2 separate regions of the Homo sapiens genome follow, and region 2 is linked to region 1. The links are chromatin loops, found by intact Hi-C in ENCODE. Cell type or tissue: gastrocnemius medialis. All regions are shown on one strand.

Region 1 (4,000 bases):
AGGCCCCTTTTGTTGTATTCCCCCACAACCTTTCTTATTGTTTTTGAGATGAAGTCTTGCTCTGTCGCCCAGACTGGAATGCAGTGGTGTGGTCTCGGCTCACTGCAACCTCCACCTCCTGGGTTCAAGCAATTTTCCTGCCTCAGCCTCCCCAGTAGCTAGGATTACAGGCGCATGCCACCACGCCTGGTTAATTTTTGTATTTTTAATAGAGACGGGGTTTCACCATGTTGGCCAGGTTGGTCTCGAATTCCTGACCTCGTGATCTGGCCCCCCTCGGCCTCCCAAAGTGCTGGGATTACAGGCATGAGCCACTGTACCCAGCCTGTTCTCCCCTTTTTTCTCATGTTTTGAACATCTTTTCCTAGCAAATAGAAACATATTTATCTCATTCACAGAGATATGTAAACATAGCAATGGATAGGCAATATTCACTGCCACAGGTTCCTTAATTTCAGCTGTTCACCCCTGTGCTTCCCTGCAGGTCAATTCTACTATGGGTATTGTTTGGATATTACCACCTGATAACAGTCTGATCCACAAGTTTCACCAGAGCAATGCCAGGGGTATCATCAACAGCCAATTAGAACTTGGGCAACATGAGCTAGTCAGCTGGAAGACTGAATTGATCTAATTTTAGCACAAAGCAAAGAAATATGATGTTACGGTTAACTTGTGTAAATAGATATATGGTGCAAGTACAATTGTCGTTAGAGTTTTTTTGTTTGTTTGTTTGTTTTTGAGATGGAGTCTTGCTTTGTCGCCCAGGCTGGAGTGCAATGGCGCGATCTCGGCTCACTGCAACCTCCACCTCCAGGGTTCAAGCAGTTCTCTGTCTCAGCCTCCCGAGTAGCTGGGATTACAGGTGACTGCCACCACGGCCAGCTAATTTTTTGTATTTTTAGTAGAGACGGGGTTTCACCATGTCAGCCAGGCTGGTCTTGAACTACTGACCTTGTGATCCACCCACCTCGGCCTCCCAAAGTGCCAGGATTACAGGCGTGAGCCACTGCGGCCAGCTAGAGATTTTAAAATGCTAAAAATAACCCTAGAATGTCTTGCCCACTTCACAGATCCCTCAGAGTCCAGGCATTAGGGGTGGGAAAGTGCCACAGTAGGCTATTCTACAAATGGTATTCTTGTGCCTATATAACATGCATTGATTCTGTAGTCAAGTTTCTATTAATCTAAAGGAGACTGGGTAACTCTCAAGATTTCAAAAAAAGTGATATTACAGAAAGTATGAAAAAGTAAGAAAATTATAAAGCATGGCAAACCCTTTGGTCTTTAAGCAGAAATTTTTATTTTCAGTCAGTTGAATGTAAGGGCTTCAGAAGGATCGTCGATGAATCATGTTGTATAGGTGACAAAGCAATCCTGCGTTCATTATCTCACTTCCTTCTCCCAGGAATCAGGTGATGTCTCATTAGTACACAATCTGAGCACTGAAGAGCGTCACATTCTATAATTTTTAGGAACTTTTTGTTGTAGATGTTAGAAACCCAACATAAACTACCTTATGTAAGAAGGGCAACTGATTGGAAGGATTCTAGTATTTTCTTTTTTTTTTCTCTTTGAGACGGAGTTTCGCTCTTGTTGCCCAGGCTGGAGTGCAATGGCGCTATCTTGGCTCACTGCAACCTCCGCCTCCCGGATTCAAGCGATTCTCCTGCCTCAGCCTCCCTAGTACCTGGGATTACAGGCGCCTGCCACCACGTCCAGCTAATTTTGTATTTTTACTAGAGATGGGGTTTCTCCATGTTGGTCAGGCTGGTCTGGAACTACTGACCTCAGGTGATCTGCCCGCCTTGGCCTCCCAAAGTGCTGGGATTACAGGCACGAGCCATGGCACCCAACCGATTCCAGTATTTTCTTTTGATCTGTTTTTTGTTTTTTAAATAGAATTCTAGGAATAATTGAATAATCAAGACACAGGAAGAGCAGAGATGCAGCTGGGTTCTGAATGCTGAAAGCCAGACACTAGAAGGTTGTCAGGATTCTTCTCATCTCATGTTCCCCTCTGAATGTTGGCTTCACTCTCTCATTTCAGAGTGGCTTTCTTCTCTTAGTGGAGGACATGCTTGCCAGGAGCATGTGAGTTCATATCTATTAATAAATGTGGAGCCAGTGAAGAGAGATTAGTTCAGCTTGCTCGTCATCCCTAGGCTATGAGCCACAAAGCAGGACTGTGGCCCAGCTTAAGTCCAGTGCTAACCTGTGGGTGAATGAACAATGACCGGGGAACAGGGCCCTAAGGTATGTGTAAAGTGACTCCTGTGGTAAAAATGTACCTGAGTGGGAGTTGTGAGAGTCGGGGTGGGGAAGAAATACATTCTTAGAAAAGACGTGTTAGGCAGGTAATTCTATAGGTATGCACTCCATATTTATGCATTCTGGATGGACATATTGTGCATATATTATGGAGGCCTGTCAGCAGAACCCCAAGTCCATGCTAGCTGAATTTATGCTCAACTATATGAGGAGAGTAATTACTTTGTTTTTTCTTTCTTTGAGATGGGGTCTCACTCTGTCACCCAGGCTGGAGTACAATGGCTCAATCTCAGCTCACTGCAACCTCCACCTCTGGGGTTCAAGTGATTTTCCTGCCTCAGCCTCCAAAGTAGCTGGGATTACAGGCATGAGCCACCATGCCCGGCTAATTTTTTGTGTTTAGTAGAGACGGGGTTTCACCATGTTGGCCAGGCTGGTCTCGAACTCCTGACCTCAGGTGATCCACTCACCTCGGCCTCCCAAAGTACTGGCATTACAGGCGTGAGCCACTGTGCACGGCTACATATTAATGGAAACTCCACAGGTCAGTACCTCCAAATCTTCCCCATCTCACATCAAGAATGGCACAGGTTTGTTCTTCAGCTCCTTTTTTAAGGGTAAGACTGGTTAGAAAAGGTCTATAAGGAAATAACTCATGACCTGGAGGAAGAGGAGACATTGTTGTGCCTGGACTATTTCCTTATAAGACAATTGACAATGAGATAAGGATGAGGGCTTGGGCTGGACTTCAAACTCCCACGACCTAGCCGGTTACCTTCCCAGGAAGGTGTATCTGCAGATGTCTCAACTCCTCCTCCAGGAGGGAGGGAGAGTAAATAAAGGTGTGGGAAAGAAAAGCAACAACTCTAGGAATTAAAAGGAGGAATTAGTTGGTAGGAATTGTTTGGTTCCCAGGTAGGTGTTGGGTGTAGCCAGGCCTCCACACCTACACATTAACACACTGATAGGCAACTATAGAACCAGATATCACTTCTTTAGGAATTTGGTGACTTGGGCTGTTTCAATTTTCTCTAATCATGTCCTTTTACTTTTTTTTTTTTTTCTGAGATGGAGTTTTGCTCTTGTTGCCCAGGCTGGTGTGCAATGGCACGATCTTAGCTCACTGCAACCTCTGCCTCCCGGGTTCAAGCGATTCCCCTGCCTCAGCCTCCTGAGTAGCTGGGATTACAGGCATGCACCACCACGCTTGGCTAATTTTGTACTTTTAGTAGAGACAGGGTTTCTCTGTGTTGGTCAGGCTGGTCTCAAACTCCCTACCTCAGTTTATCCATCAGCCTCGGCCTCCCAAAGTGCTGGGATTACAGGTGTGAGCCACCACGCCCGGCCAGAGCATTTTTAAGCTCACAGCAAAATTGAGAGAAAGGTACAGAGATTTTCCATATACTCCCTTCCCATACACATGCATAGCCTCGTCCATTATCAACATCCCCTACCATAGTGGAACAGTAGTTCCCGTCGACGGACCTGCATTGACACACTGTTGTTACCCAAAGTTCACAGTTGCATATGAGGGTGTTGTACATTCTATGGGATTGGAGAAATGCATGACATGCCTTGAATTATTGAACATTATTGAATTATACAGATTATTTTCACTGCCCTAAAAATTCTCTGTGCTATGCCTGTTTATCCTCCCCCTAATCCCCAAGACCTGACAACCACTAACCTTTTTATTGTCTCCATAGTTTTGCCTTTCTCAGAATGTCAT
Region 2 (4,000 bases), 250 kb before region 1:
TCTACTCAACTAACAAATGGAATACGGCATATGATTTGCAAATAATTTTCTTCTAAGCAACTTTTGCCAAATACCTCTTAAAATCTGTTCTTGTCAAACACCTCTTAAAATCAAATGCCCCTTAAAATCAATGAATTTAAAAATCTCTGAAGCCCCAAAGCAGGCTGGCATTTAATACTTTGAGTTTAGCTCTGAAATTATTGAACATCCTTGTCTCCTGCTGCAAGGTGCAAAAGATCTCCGTAATTAGCAACACAGATTATGGTAATAATAGTGAGTAACTGGGTTAGGCAACAGAAGCATATCAAAGACTGCATTTAAAGCAGGGGTTGACAAACTATGGCACATAAGCCAAGAATGGCTTTTATAGTGCAATGGGGGAGGAGGGGATCAAAGGAAGACATACAAATGTGGAAAAATGAGATTTAAAGTTCAGTGTCCATAAATAAGAGTTTTATTGAAACCCAGACAAATGCATGAAGTTGCATATTACCTATGGCTGCTTTTTCACTACAAGGGCAGAGCTGATTAGTGGCAACTGAGATCTTATGGCCTACAATGTCTAAAATACTTTCAAGTCCTTTAGTGAAAGTTTGTCAACCCTAATTTAAAGAAAAAACTTAAAGGGGAAAAACAGGAGAGTTAAAGTTGAGCTGTGTGGCCAGGTGTGACTCAGCGCTTTGGTAGCAAAGGCAGGAGAACTGTTTGAGCCCAGGTGTTTGAGACCAGCCTGGGCAAGACAGTGGGACCTCATTTCTAAAAAATAAAAAATTAGCCAGGTGTAGTGGTCCATGCCTATAGTCCCAGCTACTTGGAAGGCTGAGGCAGGAGGACTGCTTGAGCTGGGGAGGCCGAGGCTGCAGTGAGCCGTGATTGCACCACTGCACTCCAGTCTGGGCAACAGAGTAAGACTACTATGTCTCAAAAAACAAAAACAAAAAGTTTAGCTATGTATACTAATTAGTAGAAATACAAAGCATTTAATAAAGGAGATTAGAGACGTCTGTGGAAAGGGAAAACAAAGCCACAAACTCCCTCATTGTGTATATCCAAGCATAATAGTAACTGGCTATGTTAAAAATGAAACATAAACAGGTGCTTAAGCAGTTAAACTTATCAGCCAAGAGATATGTCATGCGTAAGAACTTGTAACTATGGATAGGAGAAGTAAAAAGAATGGGAAAAGAAGATTTAAAGCATTTAGGACTCAGAAAGGAAATTTTAATCAGAACTATACTGAGATTTTTTTTTTTTAAAAGATAAAGTACAACAGGAAAGAGTGAAATTGATTTCACTGCCTGGCTAAAGACAAATCAGGTAAGCCCCAAATCTAAAAGTACTAAGTACTAAAGAACAAAGAAGCGAATTGTAGTAATATGACCAGACATTAAAATAATTAGTTTTGGGTATATTTCTACAATGAAAAACTAGGTATCAGGACACCACTTGGATAGAGTAAGCTCATAAAGGAAACAGACTGGAAAGAAAAGATTTAATGGGAACTTACTATGGAGGTTACATGAAATTTCAAATAACTATATTTTTAAAATATTTAATCCTCCCTCAATCAACCTTTTAACAAAGTGCCATATAAAATTATTAACATAAATTCACCTTTTATACAAAATTTCAAATTATGAGAATTCCCAACAAAGTAAACATAGTCAAAAATCACACCTCAGAGTTGTCAGGCTGAGTAAGTTGCAGGCTGTATTTTTATTCTAGTCATGAAGCAGCACTGCTTTAGCTGGTGTTTGCTCTTCCTGCCCATAAGCCTTTTTGCCTGTGCTGTGTCCAATTCCCAGCTGAGTGCTTCACTGCTAAGGGCTGCCAGGGACAAACTTCACAGAACTGCCTTGCTCTGCTGCTCTGTATCCAAGCTGGTGTTGTGTATGTTTTTGGGAAGGAGGGAGGGAGGAGAGATCTAAAGACCTAGCACCCTTGGTTCAATGTAAGAAAAACTTTGAGGTGCAAGCTCCCCTCTGCACCAGGCTGAGACTGGGCCTTTCTTCACCAGAATCACTTCCTTCCTTGGCTTCTTCCCTCCCCCCCATCCTGCTTCCCATATTTCTTCACTTATTTCTCCTAAGAGGTTTTCCACAATAAGTCACTTCACTCAAATGTTTGGCACAGGGCCTGCCTTTTGGAGAAACCCAACCTAAATCAACTAGTAAACAAAAATATGTGCCAACTTTATCCGCATGATGTGTGAACTCTGCCTCTACTTGTGTGTATCACCATTTCTGACAGCAATGTGGATGACTGTCCTGTTCATTTGGCAGTCAACTCTCATTCGTTCCTTACTGCACTCTGCCCTGCTAGGATGTGCAACCCAGGAGGGCTATTGTAAGTTATGTCCCGGGTTCCTGTGCCTAGTGGTTTCCAGATGGGTTCATACAATGTAAGACACTGTCAGGAGTTCAAAGTGAGGAGTCCAAAGTTAGGAGTAGTAAGAAGACAAGCACGACTGCCATCATTTCAGGCTGGGTGTCGAGCATTGCCAGGCAGCCTATCCTCTACAACCCAGTCCCCACTGGACAATCAGGTCCTGCCTTCTCCTCTAGAGTCTTAGACTTCCTTCAATTAGTCTCTTGGTTACCTCCTATTCCTTAGTTTTTCACTCTTCCCAACACCTCTGCAAATATTTCTTTGTATTAAATTCCCTTTATTGGAGTGTCTAGTTTACACGTCGTTTTCCTCCATGGAACCTAATTCAGTAACTACTGTGCACTTTCATTTTGACTGTGCACTTTCATTTTGACATTAAGTATTATCACTTAAAATACAATTCTAAAAATTTTAATTTTTTTGGTTAGTAATCTTTCTATTGTTAACAAGTGCAAAAAAATGGGGAAGGGAGGCCTGAAAAATCCAATTAGAAGACAGTTAAAGATACATTAAAGTGTTATTCACAAGGCCAAATATATGTCAGGATGTTCCAGAGGTGTTAATTTTATACAGGGCAGCCTGCAAAATGTTAGAGAGGAGGCTAAAATAAACAAAAAGTAGCATTAAAACAAACACGCTATTAGGTTCATAAAAGAAAAACAAAACCAAACTACATAACCAAATCAAGATTGTTGGGATGTAGGAAATGTTGCAACGTAGGTTGTGTGATTAACGCTTTTGTGATATGCCTGCCTCATAAAATACAGTGCTTATAGATTGATGTAATCAAAGAACACATACCTCCTTATTTTATATTTACTCTTAAAATGAGTCTTGATAGTACAAGTTCTTTAGAAAGAAATATCTAACATAAAAAAAAATTTTATGTACCTGACAAGTGAGAGAAGTGTGTTCACTAATACCCATCTCATTTTACACATAAGAGGCTATGAAAACTTAATTTTCCCAGTTAAATAATTTCTTAAAATCTTGGAGCTAAAGTTAACATTTTTGTCTGCTCCACCCCTCTTCTGATTTACTTTCATTAACCCATGTAGCCTCCATAATTTTAAAAGAGAAGGAATGAACCTATGAGCGAAGAAGGATGCATTTATTACTGACTTTATTTTTAAAAAAAAAAGCCTTTATTGACATATAATTCACATACCAATTCACCTGTTTAAAGCATACAATTCAATGGATTTCAGTATATTATTAACTTATAAAATCTCTAGTCAAATATAAAACTTTCTAACTTAATTTTGATTTCTCCTTTGGCCCATGAGTTATTTAGAAGTGTGGGTTCCTGAGTACTTGGGCTCTTCCAGAGAGCTTTCTAATACTGATTTCTAATTTAATTCCATTGTTGCTATAAATGTCATTTAGGTCAAGTTATCGGATAATCTTCAAATCGTTTATAGCCTTACTTCCCTCTTCCCATCTTCTCAGTCCATCAATTATTGAGAGAAGAATACTAAAGTCTTCAACAATTGGAAGCACAATAATTTCTATTTCCTTTGAAGTTCCATCAGTTTTTGCTTCATATGTTTTGAAACAGTGTTATTAAATGCATTATCATTTTAAAATGTTTTGTTGAATTGACTGTTTATCT

The links. Hi-C counts contacts between places; a loop is a spot of excess contacts. Peaks named below come from ENCODE experiments on the same cell type or tissue, not always from the same donor. Only the 100,000 strongest peaks of a DNase experiment are listed, where the experiment ranks them.
Region 2: a loop joins it to region 1, with 4 times the contacts of the local background. A loop is called at or near these places in 6 of 110 quality-filtered maps.

Annotation. Positions count from the first base shown.
Region 1 is chr3:177,292,242-177,296,241 of GRCh38, forward strand. LINC00501 (long intergenic non-protein coding RNA 501) reads left to right here and starts at 2,201. Exons shown (of 2, transcript NR_047465.1): 1 at 2,201-2,256. RefSeq lists an enhancer at 1,431-2,630. In gastrocnemius medialis, no CTCF peak of the experiment used is centred here; a DNase peak (open chromatin) is centred at 2,130; H3K27ac peaks cover 2,611 bases.
Region 2 is chr3:177,039,395-177,043,394 of GRCh38, forward strand. The region is part of intron 10 of TBL1XR1 (TBL1X/Y related 1); the gene reads right to left. All of the region lies in intron 2 of TBL1XR1-AS1 (TBL1XR1 antisense RNA 1), which reads left to right. Among named protein-coding and RNA genes, the nearest start is that of TBL1XR1-AS1, 4.0 kb to the left of the region's middle. RefSeq lists an enhancer at 527-821 and a silencer at 2,232-2,476. In gastrocnemius medialis, no CTCF peak of the experiment used is centred here; DNase peaks (open chromatin) are centred at 1,837 and 2,197; H3K27ac peaks cover 2,923 bases.